Regions from separate parts of the Homo sapiens genome. Here region 2 is linked to region 1. The links are chromatin loops, found by intact Hi-C in ENCODE. Cell type or tissue: sigmoid colon. All regions are shown on one strand. Links, peaks and the distances in the headings refer to the core of each region. The heading gives the core; the rest is flanking DNA. Region 1 overlaps C1orf21 (chromosome 1 open reading frame 21). Region 2 holds the start of C1orf21 (chromosome 1 open reading frame 21).

Region 1 (16,228 bases), core at 7,097-12,096:
ATTAATTTTATAAAAGAAATAACCACTGAAGTTGAGTCTAGGAGTGAGAGTGTCTGATTTTGATTACTTTCTCGGAAATGTATAGAACATTAAATGATTTTAATAAGAGGCGTGCCCTTGAACCTCAAGCCATGAGCTTCAAATCAGAAGAGATGTAAATTCAAGTGTTAATTCCCTTTAATGTTGCTGAACCAGAAGTTCGATAACAAACTAGAGTAAGTAACCAGAATCAAATGGCAACCAAATGTCTGTGTTTTCCAAAGCTACTTAAATGAAACATCACTATAGTCTCAAATCAAATATGAACTCAACTATGTCTTTATCTGGATTTAGTTCCTGGTGAGAATAAATGGTTCTGAAAAAAAATGATCTTTTATGAAAAGCTATAAAGAAGACTGGAACTCAGTGATATTTGAGAGAAGCAAAAATAATACTCCTTGCTAGAGAAAAGCATCTGAAATCATTGTAAGTCTCCTACCACCAGCAACCCCAAGTTCCATAATAATGAAGACAAATGTATATTTAGTATTTTTTAAAATAAACACTATTCTTGATGACATCTCATTAAATTATCAAATATACCTGTTTCTACTGCCAGAAGTGATAACATTTTTATAAAAATAAACCTACCTCTTATAAAGATACAGTGGACATATCACATCAGAGAAATTCTAGAAAGAAGTTCCCAGATACCAAGGGCCAAAAACCAAGACAAATAGTTTTAGATGATTTCAAATGGTCTTTAATCACATAAATAAACAATTCAGAAGGCTTTGTATGGTTATTAAACTAACTAGCTGATTTCTCACTGGTACATGACGAATAAGTGACAATATAATTTAATTATTACTGTTACTTTCCCAGGCTACAATGGTCAGAGAAAGATTTTTTTTTTCTTCTTGTAAGAGATTGAGTCTTGCTCTGTTGCCCAGGCTGGGTGATCATGGCTCACTGCAGCCTTGACCTCCTGGGCTCAAGTGATCCTCCCACCTCAGCCTCCAGAGTAGGTGGGACCACAGGCACACACCACCACCTAGCCCAGCTAATTTTTTAATTTTTTTGTGAAGAAGGTGTCTTGCTATATTGCCAAGGCTGGAATTCCTGGGTTCAACTGATCCTCCTGCCACAGCATCCCAAAGTGCCAGGATTACAGGCGTTGAGCCAGAGGAAAGGAAATTAAAGTGTTGGTTCCCACAGCAAGGTGGATGCCATGCTCAGGGTTCTCTAAGGTTCAGGCCAGAGGACATTTTATTTGCACTAAGCAGTATCATCCCCCAAAGCACTGTTTCCCAATAACAGTCAAAGAAGGCTTTGGATAAGGCCATGGAATGTTAACTCTTTCTTTCCTCCCTTAGGATAATGTGGCTATGGAAGGCAGGCAGTCTCCAAAAAGCCAGGAGAGTGAGGGACTCTGGGCTCATTGAAGTGAACTCTCCTTCTTCTCCCTAGAGGTCTGCTGGATTCTCAGAGACACAAAGACAATCATCCTTGTCTTGTTACTGGCACATGCTCCACACATAGCGTGTGCTCCATAAAGATTTTCTAATAACTCATCTACGTATAAGCACTATCTCTTATTGTACTCACTAACTCACCACCTCTCCATGTAGGAAGGAGAAAGGATTCTCTGACATGGAAGTTTCTCATCCAGTGGCAGCTCAGAATTCTGACATGCTTGCCAGGTACTTCATCTACAACCTTCAGACAACACAAAACAAACATATGTTTTGTTGAGATATGCATTCTGTCCTATGAATCATTATGGATCCTACTGAATCCCTTGAGTGAATACTACTGTGAACTACGATTGGGTCATTCTGGCTACTGCAGCCAGCCTGCTTGGGTTTGAATCTAGCTCCATTCTTTACTGGTTGTGTGACCCCAGGCAAGTTACCTAAGTGTTTAAGTTTTCCTCATCTCTAAAATAAGGATACGAAAAACCTTTTCCTAAGACATGTAAAGTGCTTAGAACTGTGCCTGGCACATAGTGTATGCTGTTGGTATTATTATATGAATTGCCCTGTCTTTTACCTTGATATCCCCACATCTGGTAGGATGTTCACGTGAGACCCTGCAGAAGGGCTGGGGTTTCTGCTCAAATATTTAGGCAACTCTATGTGGCTAAGCTGATGATCTTCCCAACAAGTTGTGACAATAACTGACAAGCTAAAGATGACTGCACCCGGTATAGAAGAGGAATTTGCCTGAAAGCAAAAACAAGAGCACAGTTCAATCACCTTCGCCCTTCCTTTCCCAGAATATTCAACTTCAGCATATTCAAGAGTTCTATACTTGTAAAACTGTCATAGGATAGCTGGCTAAGCTCACAAACCACACCGGCCCGAAGCCACACTGAATCCTGTCACCTTCCCACTCAAGTTCAGACGCTTCTAGCTGAGCAACTCTGCACGCCAGTCCGTGATCCCCCTGGTTTCCAGATTATTAAATGAAAACACATTCGTTGGCACACCTTTCCCAAAAAGCCAATCAAGCAAATGAGCTTTCCCTCTGGAGTGCCAGGTCCACTCTGAAAGAAGAAACCCAGGCCACTGCTTTTAAAGTTTTAATGGGAGAGCACTGTAAACAATTAAGATTCTTTGGGTTCTTAACATCCTCAGAGGACCATGATGAGATCTCTTCGTAAATATTTAAGAATCACATATTTTCTCCCTGTCATTTCTGCCAGGGTCTGAGCACAAGATATATATCCATATCTGTCACCTGAAGACATCCAGACAGGCCACTTATAAACAGCCTTAGCTGGAGACCTAAAGAAGAGGTGAGGTCATAATTCTGTGTGCTGGGGTGGAGGCATGTGGTAGATGGCGAGGTCAAGGCTGGTTCTTCTAATGATGACAAGAAAGTATGATCATTGAGGATGGTGCTCAAAGTCATTATTTTAAAGATATTTGCTTAAATAAACAAGCAAAAAATAAAACCTAGGGGTCCTGAGGGGGAAAATAACACACTGGCTGTGTGTGAAAAAAGTATAATTTATATTTCATCTGTACTGCTACCTTCACACTTGGACAAAATCAACAACAGACATAAGTGGTTCTGGGATCCCACCCTTCTCCAAGAGGCCAGATGTCACAGACAACATGTCTTTAAATCCCAATTCCTTCATACCCACCCCCAACTATGTGGGGTTTAGTACATTTATTGGTTTCTCTATATCTCAGTTTCCTCAGGTAAATGATGATTGTTATGAAGATTTTTAAGATAATTCATATGGACCACTTAGATCCACATGGCAAACAGGAAGCATACAACAATTGTTAGCTATTATCATTTGTTTTTGGAACTGGCTTTCAAATAAATGAAATAATTCTTTTAAATGGTTAAAAAATAATAAACATTTGGAGAAAAAACTGGTATGATGGCATTTACGCTATTTGTGGCAATACCATTTACAGGTACAGATCAAAAAGTCACCAAATTGCATGGCATCAGAACTACAAAAATAACTTTTTAGCTTCATAAACTTTTTCTAAAACTAGATTAGAAATTCCTGGCTGGGCACGGTGGCTCACGCCTGTAATCCCAGCACTTTGGGAGACCAAGGTGGGCAGATCACCTGAGGTCAGGAGTTCAAGACCAGCCTGACCAACATGGCGAAACCCTGTCCCTACTAAAAATACAAAACCTTAGCCGGGCATGGTGTCATGCACCTGTAGTCCCAGGTACTCGGAAAGCTGAGGTGGGAGAATTGCTTGAACCCAGGAGGTGGAGGTTGCAGTTGAGATCGTGCCACTGCACTCCAGCCTGGAGGAAGGAGCGAGACCCAGTCTCAAAAAAAAAAACAAAACAAACAAACAAAAAAAACTCCTATAGCCACCAATGCTGCCAGAATCAAAGATGTATCATAAGTCTGTCAATCTCTTTTAAAATCTTGGTACATCTTATAACTTAAAAATTATGTTAAGATGCAATTTGTGAATATACATTTACTTAAAATATTACTACTAACTACCATGAAAGAACAATAACAACTAAATTGAACTAATAATTTGAGCACTAGTTTTTAGTATTTGGGTAAAAGATACATGCATTATGCACTGGATTTCTCTGGCATTTATTAACAATTATTAACAATAATGGATCTTTATTTAATGACTTCACTTTCAAAAACTAAGTAGTACCTGACATGTTACCACTCATTATCCATAGGTGAGGTATTTTAGTTTGGTTATGTTGTAGTAACAAACATCCCCAAAACAGAATGGCTTAAAACAACAAGGGTTTATTTCTCACTCGTGGGTACATGTTCATCACAGGTCAGCAGGGTCACTGCTCCGTGTCATGTCCTTATTCAGGAATGCAGATTGAAAGAGATCAGAAATCTGGAACTTTGCAGGTCACCATGGTAGGCAGAATGGAGATTGTAGAATTCTGCATTGGGTCTTAAGACTTCCCCTTAAAGGTGACACATATCCCCTCCACTCACATTTCATCTGGAAAAACAAGTCACGTGGTCACAATGGGCAAAGAAGTGCCCATGGACCCAGAGGGAGGAGATTTGGAATACTAGTGACCATGTCAAGTGACTACCATACCATATAAAGAAACTTTGCAGGATTTTTTCACTTTAATTTAAAGGTTAAAACATGCAGCTGTGAAAAGTCCTGGGCCTGATTGCTTCACTGGTGAGTTCTACCAAACATTTAAAGAACAAATACCAATCCTTCTCAAACTTTTCTAAATAACTGAAGAAGAGGAAACATTTACTAACTTATTTATACAAGATCAGCATTATCCTGATACGGAAGCCAGACAAAGACACTACAGAAAAGAAAATTATAGATCAATATTTCTTATGAACATTGATGCAAAAATCCTCAACAAAATACAAGCAAACTGAATTCAGCATAGTAAAAAGATTATACACCATGACCAAGTGGGATTTATTCCTAGAATGCCAAGATGGTTCAACATATAAAAATCAATCAATGTAATATACCACATTTACAGAATAAAGGGAAAAAAACATAACCATCTTAATTGATGGTGAAAGAGCATTTGACAAAACTCAACACCCTTTCATGATAAACACTCAACAAACTAGTAGTAGAAGGAAATCACCTCAACACAATAAAAGCCACATGTGAAAAACCCCAGTGAACATCATACTCAATGGTGAAAGATTAAAATCTTCCCCTCTAATATCAAGAACAAGGGAAGGATGCCCATTTTCATCACTTCAATTCAACATGGAACTGGAAGTTCTAGCCAGAGCAATTAGGCAAGAAAAAGAAATCAAAGGTATTCAAACTGTAAAGAAAAAAGTAAACATTTCTTTTTGCAAGTAATATAATCTTATGTTTGGAAAACGCTAAGGATTCCACACACAATAAAAAAGTCTGTTAGAATAAATGACTTAATTACAAAATTACAATAATCAAAACAGTGTGGTACTGACATAAAGGTAGACATATAAAATGAAATAGAATGGAGAACTCAGAAATACACTTTTGTATATATGGTCAAATGATTTTTGACAAGGTTGCCAAGACCATTCAATGGAGAAAAGAGAGTCTTTCCAACAAATGGTGCTGGAAAAACTGGACACCAATATGCAAAAGAATGACATTACTCTTACTTAATACTATGTACAAAATGACCTCAAAATGGATCAAAGATCGAAACATAGGACTAAAACTATAAAGCTGTTATTAGAAAGCATAAGGCAAAAGCTTCATGACATTGCATTTGACAGTGATTTATTGGCAATGACACCAAAGTCACAGGCAACAAAAGAAAAAAAATTGGATTTCATGAAAATGAAAAGTTTTGTTCATCAAAAGATATGAGTGATAGAATAAAAAGGCAACCTACGGAATGAGAAAGAATATTTGAAATCGCATATCTATTAAGGGATTAATATCAAAATATATATAGAATTCCTAAAACTTAACAAGAAAAGAAGCAAACAACTAAATTGAAAGATTGGAAAAGGACTTGAATAGACATTTCTCCAAAGAAGATATACAAATGGCTAATAAGCACATGAAAAGATGTTCAACCTCACTAAATCATCAGGGAGATATAATTTGAAACTACAATGAATTACCACCTCACACTCAGTAGGATGACTACTCTCATGAAAACCCAGAAAATATCGTGTTGGTGAGGATGCAGAGTAACTAGAATTCTTGTACACTGTTGGTGGGAATGCGAAAAGTTACAGCGACTGTGGAAAACAGTTCTGGCAGCTCCTCAAAACATTAAAAATCAAACTTCCATATGGTCCAGCAATTCCACTTCTGGGTATGTGCCCAAGAGAATTGAAATTAGGGTCTAGGTGCGGTAGCTCACTCCTGCAATCCCAGCATTTTGGGAGGCCGAGGTGGGCGGATCACCTGAGGTCAGGAGTTCGAGACCAGCCTGACCAACATGAAGAAACCCCGTCTCTACTAATAATACAAAATTAGCCGGCATGGTAGCGCATGCCTGTAATCCTAGCTACTCGGGAGGCTGAGGCAGGAGAGTAGCTTGAACCCGGGAGGCGGAGGTTGCGGTGAGCCAAGATCACACCATTGCACTCCAGCCTGGGCAAGGAGAGTGAGACTCTGTCTCAAAAAAAAGAAAAAATAAAAAGAATTGAAATTAGGGTCTTGAAGAGATACTTGTACACCCATGTTCAAAGCAGCATTATTCACAATAGCTAAAACATGGAGACAACTCTAGCTTCTACTGACAGATGAACATGTAAGTAAAATGTGTATATACATACAACGGAATATTATTCATCCTTAAAAAGGAGAAGCTAAAGAGGAAATTTTGATACAGGATACGACACGGATGGACCTTCAGAACATTATGCTAAGTGAAACAAGCCATTCTCAAAATGACAAACATTATATGATTCCACTTATATGAGGCACTTAGAGTAGTTAAAACTATAGAGACAGAAAATAGAATGGTGGTTGCCAGGGACAGTGGGGAAGGAGGAATGGGAAGTTACTGTGTAATGGGTACAGAATTTCAGTTTTGCTAGATGAAGAGTTCTGGAGATGGATGATGGTGATAGATACACAGAATTATGAATGCATTCAATGTCACTGAACTGTACACAACTATTAAGATGGTTAATATTGTTATGTGAATTTTACCACAATTAAAAAAACCCAAACATGCAGCTGTATCTAATTCAAACATCAGACATAACAAATGTGCCTTTTCAATTCCCCCTTGCATAGCCCGTATATAACCTGGGCTATGCAAGGGAGGGAATTAGTACTTTGTATTCAACAGAAGCCAACTTGATTTTTGGATGCAAAACGAAACTTGGATGAGAAAGTTGCAAAAAGAAATTAAGGTCCCAGTTAATTTGTTTCTTTTTGAATTTCTTATCTGTTTTTCCATTTTTAGGGAAAGTAATCTTTTTTTTTTTTTCCACAAAAGAATACACTCCATCAGACTATGCTGTCGAAATTTACAAGGTCACCCCTGCTGGGCTTTCTTCCATCTACCTCCTCTGCCACCTTCAAACACAGGCATCTGCACAAGAGGGATAGTGTCTGAATTTTTTTCATAGGTTAATAGGCAATTAGACATGGAACTTGCACACATTATTTATTTTTAAAACTGAAAAGGACCTCACATGCTATGGCAGGCACCTACTAGTTGTCCTCGGATATCTACCCCTCCCTAACACACACATCGCAGTTGTACATGACAACTACTGGACATGACGTGACAGCCATTTCTCACCTCTCTCCCAGTGAGGTGTGACCATGTGACTACATTCTGGTCAAAGGGGTATGAGTGAAGGCCACGTGTCACTTTTAGATCATGCCTCTAAAGGAGGGGGTGTGTCTTCCCCTTGGTCCTTTCCCTTCTCTCACTGGCTGGTGTGTGGACATGAGTGTGGGCACTGGAGCAGCAGACTCAACCACAGGGTGAGCACAGTGGAGCAACAAGATAGCAAGAACCTGGGTCCCTGAAACTATGAAGTTCCCACCCAGCTCTTAGAGTGTGTACGCCAACATTGTACGTGGAAGAAATAAATGTTTGTAATGAAGTTTGACCCAGGTCAGATGGGTCAAATCTCACTTTAAAATGAAGAAACTGAGGCCAAAGAGATTAAAAGGCATGCCCAGGGTCATACAGCCATCCCCTCTGTAAACTGTATATTACAATGATGGAAAATTACTCTTTCTTCCTGTTAATGGCCATGAGATTAAAATCTTCTTTCTGCAATTCCTTCTTGAATGATTTAATGTCATACTCAGCAGGGGTAACAATAGAATGTAATGATAAGAACCACATCATTTCAGGTTTCTTAGGATGATAAACATGTCCTATTAATAGAAATTATTTAATTCAGTGTAGATTGCCAGAGTATAAAGCAAATGGAAAATTTTGAAGGTTTTAATGGAGGAAACAGCTCCACTATGAGATAGTCTAGAAGTACATTTCCTAAAGTCCACAGGAAGACAATCAGTGAGTTGTACTGTATTTATACTTCCTTCTGAGTAGGAACAGTAAGCCTTCAAACGTGATGGGAACTTGGCTCTGAGTGGTGAAAGTACCCAGCTTTAATAAGCACACATCCAAGAAACCACAGCCTTACCCTACTAAGATAAAGTCCATCTATGATGCTGCATTTGCTTTTAGTTAACTTTTTCATAGAAATGAAGAAAAAGTGTTCTCAATTCACTATGTCCTTGGTATTCTCATTTGCCATTTAAAAATGACATTCACCAGGAATGATGCTGTTTGACGTACTTCATGTAGCTGATGCTCTAAAGGATTGCAAAATAGCTTGGAATTGTTTCAGAGAGCACAAAAACATCTGACCTTATTGGTTTAAGCTTTGGGTACAGTTTGTGGAAAACAAGAAATTCTTTCTCTCCTTTGGAACATACTTTGGAAGCACTTCTTTTAGGCTCTACTTAGCGACTTCCTGTTGAGAGAGCTGATACTAAGTCACAACATCACAGGACAACTAAAACCATCAGAATGCAAAGCCATTTGGTTCAATTTTACGCACCCCTCTTTCCAAGCTCCTACACAGCTGTCCCGAATCATTCTTACTACTAGCAGAAATGACAGCTGGTGTGAAGGGGGCTCACTTCCCTACAACAGATCGTAGTTCCCTGTCTCACTGTACTTGTAGCTCTCAAAATCTTCAATGCCAGTTAATGTTTCAAATCTGATGTCACACACCTGTTTTAAATAATTTCAAGAGCTCCTTGTTGCCTCGAGAATACCTTACCTTTAGCACCCAAAGACCTCAAGTCCCCCCACCATGCCTCTCCAGATCCAGCCCCTCACTGCTCCTCTTTGCTGCCACTACCTTGGACTATACTCCAGTTCAGGGACTTTCTCACCCCACCCTTCTGAACTCTCTGCCTGGGCTGTCACCCGCCCCAATCTCTTCCATATTTACGACCTCTGCCTGCCCTCTCTCCTACTCCCACGTAAAAGTGACCATTTCCTAGACTTTCCTACCTCTACAGAGTTACCTGTTCAACTGCATTTTATTTATTCATGTACCCGTGCCCCATTCTATGTCGTGAGCACCTCAAAGGGAGGGATCGTGTCTTAATTTTCTTTCTAACATCTGGGACGGTTCTTGGCACACAGATGTTCAATATATGCTTGCTGAATGACTAAGAGAATAAAAGAAAAAAGAATCAGAAAGTACACAGCTTAAATCACTAAAATAAAAAAAAACACAACCAAATGTGTAAAAGAAATCACAATTTGTAATAGTGTCTTTGTTAAATCTATTATGCTGAGATAGAAAGAAGCAAATCATCTATGGTGCAGAAAAGCCCTGTGAGAGGCAATTGATGTCTTTACACCTGGAATGAGAAGACCCAGATTTGAGTTTTAGCTCTACCACCTTCTGCCTCTAACTCTGGGCAATTTACATGTACAAAATGAAAATCTAAATTCCACCTCATTCCAAAGTAAATCTCGGCAATAGCTGGCAAGAAACACCCCTCTGAGCTTTTCTTTTTCCCTTTCTAAATTCGCTTAAACAGAATTTAGAAATTTAAACAGAGATGAAAATACCCACAGTACCGACCTCACAGTGTGTGAGGCTCCAATGAGCTAGTGACTGTAAAAGCACTCTATAAACTATGCAATGACACATAAATGAAAGGCATTATTATCAGAGACGGGAAAGAAAGAAACTATTCAGAGTGGTTACTGTGGGCCAGGTGTTAGGGATTCAAAGACAACTCAGAAATTCAGGACTGCCCTGGTGAATGCTCTCTCAGACAGATCCCACCCCACTCTTGGGTCGAATCAGAACCATTCACATGACTTTACTCTGCCAACCAACTTCTGTCCCCATAGGTCTGAGTATCATGGACCAAGTACAAGTCTGGATATGGCAAAGAAACAAAGGCAGCCCAAGGTAGAGACGTACACACCAAATGTTGAAGAAAATGCTCCGTCACATACCCCATTCACTGCCCACTCCCCAGCCCCGGCCAGGGCCTCCTGTGGAACTGGCTGGCATCCATTCACCCTTTCCTGAAGGACATTTTATGGGGGATTGTGTGGAGCAAGTTCCCAGAGTTGGGGATATTTGTAATTGGGAAAGGTATACAGAACTAGTCACTTCTTACTTGAAATGAGGATTGCAATATAATTTAATTTTACTTTATTCTTTGTCAAAGAACCAATAGCTGAAAAAAAATCATGTCGGAACATTTATTTTTGAAGTTGTTATGAAGCCTTATTTCTTAGCATCCAACCTGCCTAAGTCTTGGATCTACCGGAAGTATTAAAAATAAAAGACCATGCCTTCTTTAACATTATGTTCAAGATCACAGTCATTCATTCATTCATCCTGCAAATATTTATCCAGCACTTATGACCTGCTAGGGCAGTAGGCTAGGTACTGGGGAAACAGCTATTAACCACCTAGAAGTAGGGGCCTAGAGCAAACAGGACTTTAATTACGATTATGATATGAGTTACAAAGGGGAAGTATAGGGTTCCATGCTCTAATGAAACCTGTGTGGGGAAGAGGATGTGGTGGGAGGGGTCAGGGAGCAGTCAAGAGAGGAAGCTGCAGGAGTGCAGGCTCTAGTGGGGAAGGAGCTTGGCCAGAGCTTGAGCCAGAGGGAAGGGAGAGAGAGGACCCCAGAGAGGAGTGAGAGGTCATCCCTGCTCAGGTTATTACCCGGGAGCAGCAGGAAGCCACTGTAGGAAGGGCTTTATACTGGGGAATGACATGATTAGCTATATATTAAAAAACAAAAACAAAAGATGACTTTAATACTCATGATGGTGGTAAGAAGCTTGCAGACCTACAAAAAGGTGACAGGAAGAAGTCATCACTGTTGCACCACCTCTTCAATATATGGATGAAGACGCCAAACCTCAAAATGAAGTGACCTGGCCAAGATCACACAGACAGATTCTGGCAGAGCCTCATTTTTCTGACTTGGTCCAGTGGTTTCAAAATTTTTCTACAATAAAAACTGTAACTGTGAAGTTGGAGTCAGAGTTCTCCAAATCTTTTTTTTAAGAAACAAGTTCTTGATTTGTTGCTTAGGCTGAAGTGCAGTGGCACAGTCATAGCTCACTGTAAACTTGAACTCCCAGGCTCAAGAGATCCTCCTGCTTCAGCCTCCTGAGTAGCTGGGACTATAACTGTATGCCATCAGGCTTGGCTAATTTTTTTTAATTTTTAGTAGAGACAGCGTCTTTTTATGTTGCCCAGGCTGATCACAAACTCCTGGCCTCAAGTGATCCTCCAGCCTCAGTCTCCCAAAGTGCTGGTATTACAGACATGAGCCATAATGCCTGGCCTCTCCCAATCTTTGACTCATACCCATATAATCATAGAACTGACAGTGCTTTCTCACCACTTTGAACTTAATAACACTACTAATAATAGCAGCAGTCACTTACTAGAAACCTTCCAAGTGACAGGAAACTTGCTAGGTGCTTTCCATATCTCATCTTTACAACAATCTTGTAAGACGGGTATTATTTTTATTGTTTTACAGTTGAAAGAACTGAGGGTCAGAAATATTTGTTTAATTGCTCAAGGTCACACAAGTGAGCTGAGTGTGATCAGAATCTGCAGCCATTTCCCTCTCACTCCAAACTCTGCCACCATGCCATGCCAGATCTAGATTTTATTATTATCCAATGCTAAATTCTGGCTTTCTAGGGAAAATCAGAATAGAAAGGGAGAGCTTCCTCTCCCTAAATTAAAAAAAAAAACCTACATGAAATTGTCTGAAAAGTTCAATCAATTAATCAAATGTATACCAACACAAATAATAAGAATTGAAAAAATTTTTATTTTTAAGCTACATTAGAGGCACAAAATTCTAAGAATTCTCCTCTAACCTGTTTAAGAGATAAACATTGGGAGTAACCATGTGGTCGGGCCAAGATAAAAATGTCTCATTAAAATTGTCTGATATACAATCTCAGCTGTAGGAAGTGCACTGTTAATTCCTGAAAAGGTGAGCTGTGGGGAAAAAAGAGATCATCTCTGACTGACCTGCTCTTGACCCTCCAAAACTGAAGGAAATGAAATTTAAAGTCGGCTTCCATATGATAAACACTCCAAAAATTGGAGAGGAAGTATAAGAAAATGGAAAAAAAAATCTGGCCCTAATGAGAAAGTTATGTAGCCCAAAAGAAAAATGGAAAACTAAGATTTTATAAGCAATTATAGCCCGCCTTAAATAAACCTTGGACATCACATGAAAAAGTTATTCAGGAAACAGCTGTTATTCATTCTTAAGGAGAGAGAAATATTCCCATTAAGACACAGGAACAGACCAGGATACACTCATTCTATGAGAGACAAAATAAGATCATCACTGCATATAGTAAACATTAAAATCAACACTGCAGGAAACTGGGCTAGTGAATCAGAAATAGATACAAGAAATACATATGGAGGGTTGAAAGAAGGAGAGAGAAGATGGCAGACATAGAAAATAGAGTGTAGAGATGTAACCTGCAAGCAATGGGAGTCTCTAAGAAGAAAGGAACAAATGAAAGACAGTCGATTTTCCAGAAGTTAACACCAAAGCCAGATACAAAATATCTGTGGTGTAAAGATGGGAAATGCTCTGTGTTCTCTTATATTTGTAAGCAGAAAAACACATGAAGCCCTATCTGTTTTAGGCAAAGAAAAAAGCTTTTTTAAGTCTAAAACCAGATCACTTTGAAACAGGTGGAAATTTGTATAGCTTTAGTTTTTCCCGCTGTAAAAACCAATTCTAATGAGAAAACAGGAGAGTGGGAGTATAGGGACTGGGGACTTGGGAAGAGGGTAAAACCTACATAATATTTAAATGGCCGTAGGTATCCCAAAATGTTTCTGCCTGCATCAATATTACCACAATGCCATTTCTACAAATATCAAGACTGTTGCCCCAAATACCAGAAGAAAAGGGGCAATCTCTTAAAGGGAGGATACTGACGTTCAGTAGGGTATGGGTGATCATGAAGTCAGTTTTCCACTTGGAAATAAGTAAGCAAGATCATAAATTCAAGGTAGGATAGTTGCTGAATAAAAATAGCTATAAGGAAAAAAAAGTCATAAGTGTTGGGCTTGATGAATCTAATAGCTGATGAAAATATTGAAACAAAATAGACAAAAGAGAAATAGAAGTGAACCCCAGCTCAAAAAAAAAAAAAAAAAAGAAAAAAGAAAAAAGAGACTTTTAAGACTCTCGGGAGAAATTAATGAAGTATGACCAAGGGAAAGCATAAAAAGAACTCAAAAGGCACAGAATTACTTATATTATTAAAATAGAGTAAAGTTATTTGGTCCAAAGATGTAGCTGTCATCATCATCATCATCATTGCCTTCATCATCACTGTCATCATCATCATTGTCATCATCAAAGCTATCACTGATGCAGCACTTATTATGCAGCAGGCACCATTCTTAATGCTAAAAATAAATCTATGTGGTGGGTGCCATTATTGTCTCCATCTAACAGATGAGGAAACTGAGGCCCAGAGAGATAACTTGTCCAAGGCCCAGAGCTAAATAACTGAGATTTAGTCCGGCTCTTAACTACTTCATTCTTCTACCTCTCTAAGACTAGTTACGACTAGAAGAATAGAGCATGTATGGGATATGTTTTAAAATAATAACTACTATATTTAGATTACTAATAACTAAAGCATCTACTATTTGCAAAGGACCTATTATGTACCAGGCATTGCATTAAGCATTTTAGAGACATCAGTTCATTTAATTCTAGCACCCTTGTAAGATATTTTAAAGGTGAAGCGTGTAAAAGTAAGATATGGTAAAGAGTGCAAAGGTGTTAAGATTCTTGGCCAAGGTCATGCAGCTAATAAGTTGCAAAGCCATGATCTGAACCAGGGTCTATTTGACCCTAAAGCCCAGGCTTCTTCTCTACTAAGTTAATACCCACATAGGGACAAGATATTCACATTCCAAATGGCATTCAAAGGTAAAAAGATATCAGACCCAATGACTTCTAAGTAGCCCAATCTGGTCCGCTCCTCACTTCTTTAAATTCCTTCCTTCCACTGCTGTCTTCTGATTTTCCTCCCACCTGACTGCCTTTTTCTTTCATTCTCCTTTATTGGACTGCTCTTTGTCCATCTTCTTATCTGTCGTTGCTCCTATCTTTGGGCATGGGTCCTTTTGTCATCCCATGATAATAATGATCCAATATGATACATCTCCAGATTTTTGTCTGATACACATGGGTGCATGTGCAAACACATATCTGTATGCAACTTCCTGTTAAGTATACTCATAAATACATATGTACAGATAGAATCTATATATGTTTCAAAATATCTTGACAGCCAAGAAGTTTGATTGTTCTTCTCCTCCATGTCTCTATGTTCTTATTATATGTGGACACCTATCAAAGTCCTTATCACATAAAGCTGAAGTCTATTTGCTCAAATATCTCCCCTACCAGACATAAAATCCTGTATCTTTCACTTCACATTTGTATTCAAAACATGAAGCACAGGATCTGGTGCAAAGTAAACACTCAAGAAATGTTACTAATTGAATAATAAAAACTAGAGGAGAAAGAAAGCAGAAAAGAGAGTAGGAAATAAATTAGCCAGCAATCTATTTTAAAGAATAATCAAAATATGCAAAAAATAAAATGGCCTTGAGGTATCATTTTTACTCTTAAGTAAATCGGCAAGAATTAAAAAAAATAAAATTCTCATTGCTAGTAAGGGTATCAATTCTGCCTCTTATCTCAGTGTTGAAATTGGCAATCTCCATATACTGCTGGTGGAAGGCACCAGGCAATATATGTCCAAAACAATAAAACGATTCATATTCATCAATCCAATGATCCCATTCCTGGAAACTTATCTAAGGAAATAAATCAACAGAAGAGAATGGCTGTATTTGGGAATATGCTTACAGAAGTATTATGTAATATATAATAACAAAAAACAGGAAATAGACTAATACCCAACAGCAAGATAAAAGCTAAGGAAAATCAATTTGATGTGCTTTTACACATCCATTAAAATTTAACACAATGACTATAAAGGAAAATAGAAAATGATATAATGCTCAATTTGGGAGGCTGAGGCGGGTGGATCACCTGAGGTCAGGAGTTCGAGACCAGCCTGGCCAACATGCTGAAACCTTGTCTCTACTAAAAATACAAAAATTAGCCGGGCGTGGTAGCAGGCGCCTGTAATCTCAGCACCTCGGGAGGCTGAGACAGGAGAATTGCTGGAACCTGGGAGGCAGAGGTTGCAGTGAGCTGAGATTGCACCATTGCACTCCAGCCTGGGCTGACAACAGTGAGACTCTGTTTCAAGAAAAAGAAAAGAAAAGAAAAGAAGGAAAATGATATAATGCTAAGAAAAAAGTGGAATGCAAAATTTATGCAGGCTATGCCTACAATTCTGGAAAAACTATTACTTGCACCTGGGCAAAGATGGAAAGCATCTCACAAAAATGAAAAATGTGTTGTGATGATAGGACTAGGTATGTCTTTTAAAATCATATTTTAAGGTGCAGCTGCTATAATATGAAATGAGACAGAGATTGAATACTGGTTCCATACTTTACTAGTTATATTACTTTAGAAAAGAAGTTTAACTTATCTGAATTCTGCTTACTCATCTGTAAAGTGGAAAAATTTTATTTCTATTGCTTAGCAGATTTCATTAACTTAAAATATGGAATAAACACTTACACAGCACTTACTATATACCTGGCACCGTTCTAGGCACTTTACAAATATTAACTTGTTTAATC
Region 2 (16,228 bases), core at 4,123-9,122, 140 kb after region 1:
GCCTGGGCAACGACAGTGAAACTCCATCTCAAAAAATAAAAATAAGTAAAATAAAATAAAATGGAAAAAGACCCACAATTCTATAAAAATGGGCAAAAAAATATGAAGAAACTGTTCATAGAAAAAGAAATGCAAACCCCTAGACACATGAAAAAGAGCTGAAACTAGCTCAGAATCAGAGAGATAAAAATTAAAATTACACTAGACTATCATTTCTCACCAGTTAGATGGCTAAGACCTAAAGGCTGTACAATGTTTTTCTATTGGTGAGGCTCTAGGGTAAGAGGCAGTCTCATATTTTGTTAGTGGGAATGCAAAATAATGTAGCACATAACACCCACAGAAGGGAATTTGGTAATGTCTAGCAAAACTGCAAATGTATTTATCCTTTGACCCAGTGATCCCACTTCTAGGAATCTATTTTAAAGATAAATCAGCAAGAATATGAATGTAAATATTCACAAAGCTGTTTATTGCACCACTGTTCATTCCACTGTCCATCTAGTTAATTAAATGAAGTTTCAATTCTGGCTTTGTTTGACTTACAAATAAACCCCCATCAACAACAACAACAACAACAACAACAAAAAATTCCCCACTAAAATGTAAGAGCAAAAGATTAGAAACAACCATACAGCCAAATGAATAATTATGGTATATCTGTACGGTAGAATTTCTGCAGTTGTAAAATGCAATGAGAAATTTCTACCCATGGTACAGAGTGATCTCGGAAATATACTGTTAAGTACAAAATGCAAGGTGCAGAACTACAGTAGGCAACCTTTTTGCTAAGAGGGAAGAAATAGGGAAACAATATGTAAACATGCATATATACATATATATCATACCTACACATACATACAAACACACACACATATATATCTGAGTGGACACATATGTACACATACATATTTTTCTGAACTCTGTCCACTGAAAAGGCCTAAAAACAATGACCAGCTCAAAGGCAATGAGAACCCCTAACAACTGTACTGTGGTCTCGAAATACTGTTTACCACTAAAAAGATCTGGGGTAGAAAAAGTACAAAACAAATCTGAAATATCTTATTAAACAAGAAAGTAAAAATGTTATCAAAAACTACTGTCGTCTCATCAAAAAGATTCAGAAGCCAATTTAAAGAGTCTCACACTGGACACAAAAATAATTTGAGCTTCAAAATAAACTGCAAGGGATTAAAACACATAAATTGTGTTAAAATCCACAAGTTCATAATGATACTAAAAAAAAAAAATCTTGTTGGTTTCCTCTAGAGGCTACTAGAAAATCAGCTCATTATTTCTGATATTGGTTTAAATAGAAGAAAGAAAACCAAGCATCAATTTTCCTACATAAACTATATCTCAGGGTAACAAATAGTTGATGTTGTCAAGGTTTCTTGAGAGAAAAATTCCAGCTAGGAAATGCAGAAGGGATGACAGAATATCACCATTTTATAACCCTTACTAAATAATAATCACAATAGCATCAATGTTTTTTACAGGGCCTGTGATCAGACTAACAACACCTAAATCCACTGTTAGACTTAACTTCACAAAAGAAGAAACGAGAAGGCATGTGTGCCTCCTGATGTGATGTAATAGGAAGTACCTAACATGGCCAGGAGTGGTGGCTCATGCCTATAATCCGAGCACTTTGGGAGCCAAAGGTGGGCAGATTGCTTGAGCTCATGAATTCGAGACCAGCCTGGGCAACATGGCAAAAACCCCTCTCTACAAAATATTAGCTGGGTGTGGTGGCATACACCTATAGTCCCAGCTACTCGACAGGCTGAGGTGGGAGGATGGCTTGAGCCCAGGAGGCAGAGGCTGCAGTGAGCCGAGATCACAGCATTACACTCCAGCCTGGCCAATAGAGTCAGACCTTGTCTCAAAAAAAAAAAAAAAAAAAAAAAATAGAAGTACATAACACTTCCTGTGATGTGCTCTTGCCAAAAATTTCTAATAAGCTTCCAGTCTAGCTCAAACTACTAGTTTACAGGAAATACATGAGGAAACAGAGAAATATAATAAAAAACAGCAACAAAGAAGATGCAGTCAGGATACAGGGAATCCTATAGACAAATCCCTGTTTCCTCAACAAATAAACTTCCAGAGAAGGAAAAGAGATAAAAATAGGGAAAGAAAGCCTGTAAATAAGACAAATGCATCTCTCAGGTGTGGAAATTGTTTGGATCCCAAAAACGCAAAAAAGTAATAATTTTTAAAAATGATGACAATCAAGGAAATTTGCTTTCTGACTAAATATTTGATATTAGGAAATTACTGTTAGAAATTAGACATGATAATAATATTATGATTATTTTAAAAGGAAAACGACTCTGTATCTTTTAGAAATACATACAGCCATGTGCCACATAACCATGTTTTGGTCAGCAATGGTCAATGGATATGAAACTGTGGTTTCATAAGATTATATAATGGAGCTGTCCTACACAGGTATATCATTTTTTATATTTTATACCATATTTTACCTTTTCTATATTTAGATGTTTGGATACACAAATACCATTTTGTTACAACTGCCCATAGTATTCAGTACAGAGATGTATTGTACAGGTCTATAGCCTAGGAGCAATAGGCTATATCCTATAGCCTAGGTGTGCAGCAAGCTATACCATCTAGGTTTGTGTAAGTACACTCTATGATGTATGCACAATGATGAAATCATCTAAAGACACATTTCTTAGAATATACCTGTGTGGTTAAATGACAATCTATTATGTACAGAGCAGATAATACAATGTCTGATTTGCTTCATAAAGAACCAGTAAATGAGAAGAAAGGAGTGTACGAGGAAGGGGGCAGAGAAAACAGAACTGGCTGGGAGTTGACAATTAAAAGTCTGACTTTAAAGTAGGAGCGCTCGGATTCCAGTCTTAGCACCACCACTATTAGCTACAAGACCTAATCAAGATCCTAAACACACTGAGGCTTAGTCATTCTCTGTCTGTGAAGAAGAGGTAACAGTAGTGGGTTCCTCATAGAGTTGCTGCAAGCATTAAAGGAACAGTGCATGTCGTGTACTCAGCACAGTACCTAGGCACAGAGTCATCACTCAGTACATGTTAGCTTTCATTATTACTATTGTCAATTATTGCCGTTGTCATTCAAGATCACTAATCTGGAGTTAGGAGGTGGCGAAACTAGGATAGAATCCGCTGAATCCATAGCCCACATTCTTCCCGCTACATTATGATGCCTCACCTACCTCTCCTTGACCCTCTCAGTGGAGTCCGAGAATGAGTAACAAACATACTCTGCAATAAGCTTCCCTATTTATACTACAAACCTTTAATGACACTGCTTCTCAGCCTCCACTTCTGGAATCAAATAGCAATCATTTGCTGTAACTTAAAGTGTTCTTACAATTGATGGCTATTCATCTGGTAGGATGTAAATACCCATGTATTTTTAATCCCCTTACAAATTAACGCACACACTTATAAATTCACAATGATTAAACACTGGCACTTTCAACATCATCCCAAACCATGGCTCCAAATTTTTACTACATTGGGTGCTCGCATAAGTTATACAAGGCTAAACTCAGATTCCAAACATACAAAACTAACAAAGTGATAAAACATTAAACTTTGCATGCAGCATAAGCTAATACATAATATTACAATGCTAAGTAGCCATACAGTTGTTTTTTTTTCTTTTTCAGACCAAGTCTCACTCTGTCACCCAGGCTGGAGTGCAGTAGCGCGATCTTGGCTCACTGCAAGCTCTGCCTCCTGGGTTCACGACATTCTCCTGCCTCAGCCTCCCAAGTAGCTGGGACTACAGGCGCCCGCCACCACACCTGGCTAATTTTTTGTGTTTTTAGTAGAGACGGGGTTTCACCGTGTTAGCCAGGATGGTCTTGATCTCCTGACCTTGTGACCTGCCCTCCTTGGCCTCCTAAAGTGCTGGGATTACAGGCGTGAGCCACTGTGCCTAGCCAGCCATACAGTTTTTTAACGGTGAGAAAACATGTTGATATATTCCCATCAAATAAACGTTCCCACATCTATTTAATAACAGACATTATGAAAATGTCTTTAGATTTGTTTTACTTCTTCATACAACAATTCTGACCACATGCCACTGCCTGATCCTCCCTTTTCTTTGACAGACACCACACTTGCCTGGTTTGAGTCTCCTTCACCATCCTTTTCTATCACACCTCTGAAACACGGGGGTTCCCTAGAACTCACTGTTTAGTTTTCTTCTACATACTTTCCCTGTGCAAACTGATGCTGAACCACAACAGCTTCAACTATCACATTTATAAAAACTCTTTCAATCACTGATTTATTCATCCATTCAACAAATATGTGCTGGGCCCCTAGTGTGCGGCAGGTGTTCTTTGGATACAAAAGGATCAAAAACAAATACAGTCTTGCCTTCATGAACCCTACAGTTGCAGGCGGTGGGGGGATGTTATTAGCATTAATCAAATAAACTCAAAAATGAATGAGCAATTACAATATTGGAAAGTGCATACAGACAAGGAGAGGAGGTACGTGGTGTGGTAAGAGGGTAGAATAGAGGGATTTGACCTCATCATGGAAATGTAGTGAATGATTCCGAGAAAATGATGACTGAGCTGACAGCAAACTCATAATTCTATCCCAACCCTCTCTTCTGAATTATAGACCAGAATTTCAGTTATGTGTTAGATATCTCCTTCTAAGAGAGCATACACACCAGAAACTCAACCTCTTGCAAACTGAGTTAATTATCTTTCCCTCTAATGGCTATTAGCTTCCACAGCTCAGAGTATAATCCAACCAGAAATTTTACAATTATCCTTTACTCTATCCCCTTTATCACTCTCCTGCCCAATTTTTCACTGAGTCCTATCAGTTCTGCTTCCTAAATCCTTCTTCTGTCTGTCCCCTTTCTCCATTTTCAGTTCTCAGTATCTCCCTCCTAGTTAGTACTACAGTTCACTTGTTCTGACTCATCTCTGTCCCCTCCAGTCTCTTACCCATACTCAATAGAGAACCAAACATCATACAAAATAGGCTTTTCTCTCTTTATAATCTTTCAGTGACCCTCACTGCTTATATTGTGGGCAAAAAGTCCAAACTCTTAGCATGACCTAAAAGGATTTGCATAGTTCATCAGCCTCATCTCCCATTGCTCTCTATCATATGTGGAAAGTCCAGCGACATCAATCCATAACCACATGGCTCCACGTCATTACATTTCTTCTGTTTGAAGTGGCCTACTTCATCTTCCATCTGCCCCCAAACCCCTTTATCCCCAAATGCCAGTAAGAGAATTGGTCTATGAGTGTACAGTAAAATAAAAAAAATTCAAAGTTAGCAAACCAGTGTTAGTCCCCAGTATTTTTGGCAATGTAAGCAGTGTCCTGGAGGACTCCTGGTAGCTTTCAAGTGTCAGTCCAAATATATCCCTCTCTGTGATACCTTTTATGACTCCTCGATGTTGGGGAGTCATCATTTATTGTCCAAACTGAGATCCTTTTGAGAGTAAAGGGAACACTATTATTAACTACGTTGGACAGTGGGAATAAGCCAGGACTGCCCCAGGGAAACTGGGATGCACAGTCTGCTTCCCACTAAACAGAGCTTGGTGCTTTCTTATCTCAACTCCCAAAGCACCTTTGTCTATTCACCACATATCATGTGTTCGCATGTCAATTCTCCTGCTTGTCTGAGAACTCCACAAAGGCAGGGCCAGGCCTTTTTATCTATCTCCAGCATCTCTCCAGTCCCAGGCACCAGAAATGACACAAAACTTCATTAACAAAAGTCAATGTTTGTTCAATAAATTATCTGAGTGAATAACAAAGATTAGGTCCCTTAACCCTGGCCAACAAAGGAATTTAAAAATTTATATTATCTTTTCTCATTCCAGACTATACTTCCTCATTATATTAAAGAAGGCTTCAAACGGGAGCAAGGTCTTCATAGACAGAAACTGTGAGCCTCAGGATCAATGACAAGCTGTCAATCAATCAATAACTACTTATTTAGACCAATCTACTTTTAAGGCCCAGTGGGCACAATAGAAGGGTTTACATTTGGCTGGGGACAAAAATATATATAATAAAAATCAAAACTAATAATAAAATAAATTAAGCCTAAAATAAGTATTACAGCAGTTCATGGAAGGTAAGGGAGAAACCACTCTTATAGCAGAAAAAGGGCTCCTTGGAGGAGGTGGGATTTGAAGTGAGATTTGAGAAATATCTTGGATCTCAAGAGACACAGTAGAGGGGAAGAAGGATATCCCAGGGTGAGGCAGGGGTGGGTGTTGGGGAGGCCATGGAAGGGAGGCATAAAATTTGTTTTGGGAGTCGCATCTAGACTGTCATGGATTCCTGGCACAAACCAGAATATCTGAATTTTCAGCAACTACTAAGCAACTCAAGAGATGTTCCTGGATTCTCACTTCCTTCATCAAAATATTATCCACCTGAAACATATAATGAGATATATGTTGCTTATTCCTTATAACCTATTAATTGCAAGAACTGTTAACAAAATTATCTTAGAAAAACTGCTTTTGGCAGAACTTTGAGATAGAACCACTGAAGTCACCCTGACTATCTGTGTCTTTGAGAAGTTTCCTGCAAATCACAGCCTGGCAGCCCGCAGCATCTCCTTACTTTACACCTGGCCTTTCAATTGTCTCATGTAAAAGGACATAGTGCTAATACAGGGGCTCTACTAGACCTCCTTGTCAACTGTGGAATTCAGGAAGAAGCTTTTAGGAATGGCTATGATATGCATGCATGTCATGGTTTGTTGAGAGTACATCCCTTAGCACTTGTATCTATGATGATGGGTATGAAAAAGGTTCCCACACTTCAGTGAAAACAATCAACTTCTCAATCGCCTTTCCTCACCCAGTTCAGGTGGGAAAAACCATAAGTCACCAGGCAAAGTAAAATATATTCTAACATGTGGTTTAACAATGAACTGAAACTGCTGCAGTATCCATGACACTCAAATAAAATACAGATCCATCCAAGAAAAGGAATTATTACTTAAAAACCATCATCTCCCTGTTCTGCTTTAAAGTACCTTTTTCCAAAAGCCCTAAAGCACTCAGGATATTGCATAACAAATGTTGGATCTACTTTTGAAGTAGTTTTCTAAAAAGACCAATCCAAATTCATATGTAGTGAGTCAATGGGATATATTTTTCCAGTAGTAGTGCTCAGTTTACTTTTTTCCCCACTGACCCTACTGATAGGGCTGATATAGGCTACAAACTTATAGAGGAAACCAACAACATTAGGTGTTAGCTAAAGAATCTTCACTTGGCATAAATGTGTCCCATGAATTTATAAAATTTTCATGGAGAGCAGTAAAATTACAACAAATTGGAAAAAATTAGTTCAAGTTGCAGGAATACTTATTTAACCAACATTTACTTAACCAAAGGAGAAAAAAAAAGGTAATGAAGATGAAATTAAATAAACCATTCTACTTTTGTGATTAGCAAGCCGAATTTGGTGTGTAATAAAGTCTTCCTTTGGTGCTATTATGAAAATCTCTGGAATGCTTTTCCAGATTTGTTGTCCAAATCTTTTAAAATAACAATAATCATCAAGATATTTCCTTTAGCTTATCCAATGGAGAATGTAATAGCTAAGAGAAGTGAAGAAGCAAAGTACTCACCTACTAATAAATGGCTTAAGAGCCTTACAAAGTCAACAATATAACATACTAGAATCAAAAATGAAAACAAAGGCAAAAAGATCCCTAAACTTGGGGGTGCTCTAATTCCACTTTTCTACAAGGTATAAAGTATGTGGATGTCAACTCATGAATACTATAAACACATGTGTTGAGATGGCGGGAGCCTGAGAAACAGGCAGAGGCAGGTATGTGCTGGAAGATCTAAAAGCTTGATGGAGAGAAGTGGGTGGGAGGAAGAAGGGAGGAGGTGTGGGGCAAAGTAGGACAGGGGCCCTGAGGGAAGAAGGGAGTCACTGGGCTGGAAGCAAGAAGTCTACTGTCAGGCAGATAGGTGGGAGGAGCCAGATAGACAGTGGATCTGGAGATACGGTTAAAATACTGTACTGGAAAAGCTCATTCAGACACATTCAGACAATAAAGTCTTGCAGGCAAAAGTAAGGTGTGGGATAGGAAGCAGAAGGGAGCCTGACACAGTGGCTGATGCTGCGGTGGTCTTGGGGAGGCTGAGGCAGGGGGATCGCTTGAGCTCAGGAGTTCCAGACCAGCCTGGGCGACATGGCAAGACCTCATCTCTAGAAAAAAACACAAAAACTCTCCAGGTGTATGGTGTGCACCTGTGGCTCCAGCTACTCAAGAGTCTGATGTGGGAGGATGACTTGAGCCAGGGAGGCAGAGGTTGCAGTGAGCCAAAATTGTGCCACTGCACTCTAGCCTGGGTGACAGAATGAAACCCTGTCTCAAGAAAAAAAAAAAAAAAAAAAAAAAAGGAGGAATGTCTATGGATAAAAATCTATGGGCCAGAAAAACATGAAAAATCTTCAGAAAGGAAGTGATAGATGAAAGGGATACTTGTCAAAGGTGGACTAAGAGGCCAAAGCCAGCCCAAGAGACAGAACAGGTATAGGGGGAAAGCCACTGGATGCTGGGAGCCTGAGTGGGCTCAGTGCACTAACAGGTCTCAACTTTCCTTTACTTCAGTTATTATTTTTTTTAAATTTAGATTTAGATGATAGGAGTGCAGTTCTGTGACATGGATATATTGTGTAGTGGTGAAGTCTGGGCTTTTAGTGTACCCATCACCCAAATAGTGTACATTGTGCCCAATACGTAATTTCTCAACCCTCGCCGCCCTCCCATCCTCCCATCTTTTGGAGCCTCCAGTGTCTATTATTCCACTCTAAACGTCCATGTGTACACACTGTTTAGCTCCTGCTTTATTCAGGTTATCTTAGAGGGAGCAGCAGTGAATCTAATAAATCAAGAGGTGGAGGGCTTCCTGAGCTTTCCCTGGACCTCTCCAGCACTCCTTGATCCAGGCACATTCTGGGAAAGATCCCAGCATGGAAAATCCTGACTGCTACGGCTGCAGCCAAACGTCAAATGAGACAGGTTACATGAAAGGACTTTGAAAACCATAAGGCACACTATAAATATTAGGCACTGTTATTCACCAAATCCCTGAGGCAAATAAGATGAAGACCACAGCTACAATCATAAGGGAAGGAACGCCTGTCAAATACAGAAATTATATCTATTCCAAATCAAGATGCTCCTAACTAGAAATTCTTGTAATTTGGGGGCCGGGCACGGTGGCTCACGCCTGTAATCCCAGCACTTTGGGAGGCCATGGTGGGCAGATCACTTGAGGTCAAGAGATCGAGACCATCCTGGCCAACATGGCAAAACCCTGTCTCTACTAAAAATACAAAAATTAGCCAGCCATGGTGGCACCTGCCTGTAATCCCAGCTACTCAGGAGGCTGAGGCATGAGAATTGCTTGGACCCAGGAGGTGGAGATTGCAGTGAGATTGCACCACTGCACTCCAGCTTGGGTGACGGAGCAAGACTCTGTCTCGAAAAAAAAAAAAGAAAGAAAGAAATTTCAATAATTTGAGAGGACATCATGCTTGGTATGTTTCCTGTCAAATGTGTCTCAACATTTAAAAATCCTACCTGAGGCATAATATGGGGCTCTTAATAAACTACCATACACATTTATTAAAACTTAAGTCCACATCTAATGTATTTCTCCAAGGAAATTTTGACACATTGCAGATCTTAACTAATTAGGTAAATTCCATTCCATTCAATCACTCATTGAGTGACTTCCAAGTGCAAAGTAGTGTGCTAGCTGCTATGGGGGTTGCTGAGATGAGCAAAAGGGCCTAGCCTTCCAGTAGCTTGGCCAATTAGTCTTCTCAGCTTCCATTTTAGACTGGGGAAGCTGCATCTCCTTTCACAAATGTAAGAGAAAGCAATCATTAGTTTAGGTGATTAGCCTACAACCTGGGAAATACATTTTCTAGTAATATAGTTAACAAAAAAGCAAAGAAACTTCTTAATACCTGGTGACTGGAGACACTGTTGTGTGCTCATTTCTATGTTTATCCTAGCCCAGTTTACCTCCAACCACTCTTGTCATAATTGCATAACCACAGCATGTCATGTTGTTTCTTGTTGCAACTATAACTTGTAAAATTAAACTTCAGAACCGAGACAGTCAAGCTAAATAATTGCCTACTTTAAAAAATATGTATGTATGTAATTTACATGCCACTTCAGATAAGCTCTTGAATTATGATCTCTGGAAGTCAAAACTGTCACCATTATTTAAAATATAGTTTCACTGTCGCAATCTTTCTTGTACACAAGCCCTATCCCTGTTTTTTCAGTTTTCTAAGCAGTACTTTATACTGGTCTATTGCAATCTGCTTTTTGTGTTTTATGAAGAACCCAATTAAGCATAATTTTTATTTACTGCATGCTACGGGACTTTTAAAATTGAGGCTCAAAGAAGGACCATAAAGTGGCCAAAGATGTATTTGTTTGCTAAAAGCCTATTCATAAAAGTATCTTTACACAGTAAAGCTGGAAAAAAAAAGGTCATCTGAGTACCCACCACGTACATTGTGTAGGGTCCTCCAACCTGTATTATATATCATGTAACCCTTCCCTCACCTTGGGAGGGAGGCTTCACTATATCCATTTCCAAAATAGTATTTTTAGGAGATGTATATTTTCATGAAGACTGATCGACCCAATATCTCTGAGTGAATTCTGATTGACTAGATGTATAAGTAGATTTACGTAGTCAATATGTTCCTAAAAAACTGGAGGCAAATCAACTTTCACATACAAATTATTTTCATGTAAACTTGCATTGTAAGATCAGACCTGCCATACCCTCACTCCTGATTGATAATCAGCACTGTGCTGCTCAGAGCACTTGCTGGAGTCTGAAGCTTACCCATGTGTACATACCCTTTCCTAACTCTTTGATGCGTCTGGATTCCATTCCACCCATGAGGAGGTGCAGAATGAAACAGTTTAAATCACCTGAAATGAGCAGTGACCACACTCTAAGATACCAGCTAAACATCAGGAGAGAAAATACAAACAAAGCAATGCTCTCTCCTCTCTTTATATTTGGTTCTAAGAAGCTGGAGGAAAACAAAGTATCATAAGACAGTGAGGTTTCACCAATTTCTCTGTTAACTGGCAGTATCCTACAATCTCCCTCCGGAATTACTGTACGATTACCCTTTAGTTAGGGCCACCCTCAAAGTAGAGCTGGAAGGAAACTTCAAAGGATACAGAACCCCAAGACCTCTGTACTTAAACATGTGAGCTACACAAGATGCCTCATTATATGGCTGTAAGTTGTATTGATAAATTCAAATGAAGACAGTCATATTTATCACCTTAGGACTCTTCTGTAAATATGTCACCTGCCTTCTCCTGCCCTATTGGAAGGTGACATGACATTCCCTCTCCCAGCCTTTGGTGTCTCCTTTAGACAAAAACAAACAAACAAAAAACAAAAACAAAAAAACGTCTTATAGAAGGGGGCTGCTTAGAGCCTGGAGCAAGCCACTCAGAATGTAAAACTCAAAGCTTGCCTGGTCACAAAGGCAACACAGTACTGAGGCATGATTCACTTGGAAATTATAATAGAGCAAACCACCTTCCTCCTTAGTAGGATTTTTGAATAAGTCATAGCAAATAGTACCAAAGCTCTTGAATGATGCCCTGTGATTCTTCAAGAATCAAACCCCTTCAGACAGTGGCCTATTAATTCCCAGAAACCCATGTTGAATGATAAAGTGAGATGGGGCGGAGGAGGGATAAATGTCTAGCCAAGAAAACAAAATTATCAGTTTTCTAAACTCGGAGTTAAATTAAGTCAACCCTGAGAAGGAAAGCTGGAACTTTAAGGTCCTTCTAGGATGAACTTTTAACACTGGAGGATGTGAGACCTCTCTACCACCCAAGGCCATTTTTCTTTGGAAACATGCCCAGTTGTGACAAAGCTAGACAACAGAAGCACCCCGCCCCTCCTCAGGCACCCACCCACCCAAGAGCTGAGCGCACTGGTCTTTGTTGCCCTTTTTAGAAGCCTCCAGGACTGTTCTCTGAAGCAGGTTTGCACAGCAGTAAACATTGAGTGACATCCTCTTTCAACGCTGCATTTGTGATCTGTGAAGTACCAGTCCCAGCATTGGTTTAACGCCTATAAATACACTCCGTTGTCCTATCACTGGTACTTCCTACTTTGTAAGTAGCAAAACAAAAATAGGTGATCCAATCCAAATTAATTTCCATGTCTGACAATTACATTTCCAAACAGCCAACATGGAACATGTTCTATTGATCCTACAATCCAGCTCTAGACAATATGAAAAAGGGGGGAAAACTCCAAATTCAGCATCTTGAACTTAAAAGACCCTTCAGAAACATCACCTTCTCCCCACAACAGTGCTGAAGTAGCTCAGGCCCACTCCACCTATGTTTGTTTCTATCCTGGTACATTCCAATTCTATCAAATCAAAAGGTTATTCCTATTAGGCAGAAGCTGAACCCATCCCCTTGAATAGGGAGGTGTTCATTACATCTGTCTGTGTAATGAACTTGTCATTTCCCCAAACGGTCTGGACAGTCTCCTACAAAAAAAAAAAAGAAAAGAAAGAAAAAAATACTCCATGGAATCTATGGTGTGTCAGTCCCCTTCCTAACATCTGAGTCAGACTACGTGTGTCTTTACTGAGGTTCTGGGTGCCCAGGGTGTATCACTTTCAGAATTGCTTCAGTAACTGAACTATGGCTGTCTTCCAGCCACGGACAACACAAGCACTATCTATTTTAAAACAATTTTCCTAACCCACCGGCAATGGAAGAGATCCCATAGGTCACCGACTTCCTATTGAAAACAAATTATTTCTCTCTCAAACTGCTTGCCGTCTCTCAGAATTAATGCGTGTTTATGTGTGCATATTTTTATCTTTGGCCATGCAACTCTTGGAGCAAAGAGGACCACCCCAAATTTTACCGACATGCCTGAGCCATTCAGAGCTTTAGAAGAGAAATGAACGAGTGCTGAGAGCCCTTAAGCCCAGGACTTCTCTCACACAAACAGTAAGTGGAAAGGAAAAAACAAAAACAAAAACAAAAACTAACCCTCCGTAGAGGGAGGGAGCAGGGTGGATGATAGGGAAAGGACATTAACCAGCAGACCAAAGGCAGCCGCGGCGGCGGCACTTCGCGAACTGCCTGCAGAGGAGAGTGAAATCTGTTTCGTGTACAATAACCAAGCACCCTCTGGCTGCCTCGCATGGGCACGAATAATAAATACACCGAGGTGGGCAAACAGATGCAACGAAACGAGCCACCCCAAAAAGGTCAAAACTTCAGAAATCCCGGGGGTCAAACCACCCACACAAACACATCAATCAGTCGGAGCGAGAGAAGGGACTTGGATACTTAGCAAAGGATCCTAAATTGTGTTTTTCCTTTCAAGCTCTGGCTTGCAAAGTACGGTGGCTACATGCAAAGCTAGAGGAGAGCAGGAAGGCTGAGGGCGGCAGGGTGCGGGTGGGAAGGGAGGGGTGTCTAACACCAGCCACCCAGGCCTCGATGTGACGAAAGTCGTCAGCAGCCCCGACCACATCCCAGCCCCTCCGCCCAGGCCGGCAGACGCCCCTCGCGGCTCCCCCACCCCAGCTTCCGTCCCTGGCAGCAACCCCGCCAGCCCCGCACCAGCAGCAGCCCCGGCCCGGGCCCCGCGCAGGCAGCGCCACGACCGCGGCTCCCATCCCTTCCGTGCGGCAGACACCCCGCAGGCCTCCCTCCCTGCCCACCCGGGGATGCCCGGGTAGCCGAGCCGGGGCGGGCTGCACCGCCAGCTCCCCCCGCCCCAGAGCAGGCAATGGCTCACACTTACCTTGGGCGTTCGCGGGGGGGCTGAAGGTGGCAAGCCTCCCGCCCCCCGCCCCTGTCCTCCTCGTCTTTTTTCTTCCTCCCTCCTCCTCTTCTTCCTCCTCCTCCCCACAGTGTGTCCGGGGCTCCCCCTCCTCCCCGCCGCTTGGAGTAAGAACCCAAAACCCCGAAGCCGGGCCCGCGTGCAAGCGTGCGGGAGGCGGCGGCGCGCGGCCAGCTCTCCAGTAACTGAGCGCGGCGCGCAGCTCCCAACTAAAGTGTGAAAGAAGCAGCGGCCGCGGCGGCCGCGGCACGGAACGTCCCCCCGGGAGTGGGCAGGGAGCGAGCGGGAGCTTGCGAGGAGCGAGCGAGGGAGGGGAGCTCCTCGCTCAGTCACTCACTCGAGGGGCGGGGGCAGCAGACACTCCCCCACCGCCGGCCCCTCCCCGAGCCTAGCTCCCGCGCGCGCCTGGCTCTCCTCCCCGGGGCGGGGCCTGCGGAGGCCGCCGGGGCGCAGCGCGCTGGGGAGCGGGTTGGGGGCTGCTAGGGCTGCGGGGCGGGAAGGAGGCGGCAGTGTGTGTGTGTGTGTGTGTGTGTGTGTGTGGGCAGGTGTGTGTGTGTGTGTACGTGTGTGCGCGCGCGCCCTGCAGCGGCCGGCCAGCCGGAGGGAAGACCCCGGCGGGAAGACTGCGTCCCGTCCGGCCTTCCCGGGCCTGTCACTTGGGCGGTGGCGTGGGAGCGGCGAGGCTGCTCGGGGGGCAGCCGGGTGGGCCCAGCTCTAGGGGAGATTCGGGTCAGCCCCTGAGCCCAGCCTCCCGGCTGTGCCTGCTGGAAGCAGACGGAGGGAAGGCCGGGCGTCTTTGGCCCACCGCGCGGCCGCTCCCCTCCCGGGCCAGGCTGAACGGGCGGGCGCAGCCCAGAGGCCCGGGCTCTGCCACCGATCCGCCTCCATACTGACCCGAGCTGCGGCGCCTGCAAGATTAATGAAGCATCCGCGATTCGGTAGAGGCGGCACGGGGAGGAAAGACACAAGATCGTGCTGCCCCCCTCTCCCCACCCTTCTCAGCCTCCTAGGACCTAAAGGCGTAGGCTGCGTCTGCTGGGCGCGTCCGGAGTGGTCCAGAGAGATCGCCATCCACCACTGCATCCGTCCAGTTCTTTGTGGACCCTCACAGAAGCTCAATCAATTTCCCACCCTCTGGAAAAGGGTATTTTTCTCTTCCCTGGCATATTGGGTGTTTCTTGTGTGCACCTAATTGATCTTTTTCCATTGATAGCCTTTGGATGTCTTTTGTGCGGCTTCCCCGCGCTTCACTGCTCCCTCATTGCCTTAGACACGCGAGGAATGTCAGGCCCCCAGAGTGAGAACACCCAAGAAAACAATAGGGGCAAAAGATCCTCCCTGGGCCTCGCGGATTATGCACAAACCAGATCATTTCCCACATTCGGCCAGGGTGAAGATGGAAAATGGAAAAGAACGCCATCAGAGTGGTGACACTGACGAGAAAAGCCAATTCATAATTTAGTTTAATGAAATGAGTTAGTAATCAACCACTAATGTCTAGGAAATTGGCCTTTTTTGAAAACTGGTTTTCCCTTTCTCCACCCCTTTTTTTTTCAAATTAAAAGACTAGTATCCCACTGTTGTTGTTTTAATTTTTATTGTTTTCAGGGATGGGGTCTGCTGCCAAGGCTGGATTCGAACTCCTGAACCCAAGAGATCCTCCTCAAGGGATCTTCCCCATCTCAGCCTCCCAAGTAGCTGGGACTACAGGCCAATTCCACCGCACCCTGCCTAACATCACATTGTTCAGGAACCTCAACTTACATTCCATTTTTACAAAATATCCATATTCTGGTTCATACTTCTTGGAGCCCAAATTTTTTGTAGTCTAGCCTCTTGGAAAGGAGCGGTTAAGAAGGGAGGGTAGATAAATTGAGATTTCAATCAGGGGCAGCCAGCCCCATCCCTTTCACCACTGGTGACTTGTTTCATTTCTTCTTTCTTTCCTCATCTGTAAAGGCATTGATAATGATCGTTCCTACCTCATAAGCTTGTGAAAGTAAAAAGAAAATAAAACGAGGTGGCAATGCATGTAAAACACTTTGCATAGTGCCTGACACATGGGTGAGAACTCAATAAATAGAAGCTATTGTTTCAGACTTGATTATTTTAAACTCAAATTTGGTAGAATTTTATTCTCTTTCCATTCCTTCTGAAAAGTTAGGGAGGAGAATGGACACAGCTGATGGATTTATTCAAATGTAGTCCACTCTTCCCTTGGGTTTTTACGCCCTGCCTGAAACTTTTGCCTGTGGTAAAATGAAATAAATACATAACTGAGGGGTGTGTG

Evidence for each region. Hi-C counts contacts between places; a loop is a spot of excess contacts. Peaks named below come from ENCODE experiments on the same cell type or tissue, not always from the same donor. Only the 100,000 strongest peaks of a DNase experiment are listed, where the experiment ranks them.
Region 2: it touches region 1 in a loop (2.3-fold over the local background); 1 of 110 quality-filtered maps calls a loop at or near these places.

What each region holds. Positions count from the first base shown.
Region 1 is chr1:184,528,016-184,544,243 of GRCh38, reverse strand. All of the region lies in intron 3 of C1orf21 (chromosome 1 open reading frame 21), which reads right to left. Among named protein-coding and RNA genes, the nearest start is that of C1orf21, 150 kb to the right of the region's middle. In sigmoid colon, for the core only: no CTCF peak of the experiment used is centred there; no DNase peak of the experiment used is centred there; H3K27ac peaks cover 1,842 bases.
Region 2 is chr1:184,385,040-184,401,267 of GRCh38, reverse strand. It overlaps C1orf21 (chromosome 1 open reading frame 21), which reads right to left and starts at 14,239. Exons shown (of 6, transcript NM_030806.4): 1 at 13,900-14,239. C1orf21-DT (C1orf21 divergent transcript) reads left to right here and starts at 14,564. Exons shown (of 1, transcript NR_172919.1): 1 at 14,564-15,515. RefSeq lists silencers at 14,204-14,463, 14,494-14,603, 14,694-14,753. In sigmoid colon, for the core only: no CTCF peak of the experiment used is centred there; no DNase peak of the experiment used is centred there.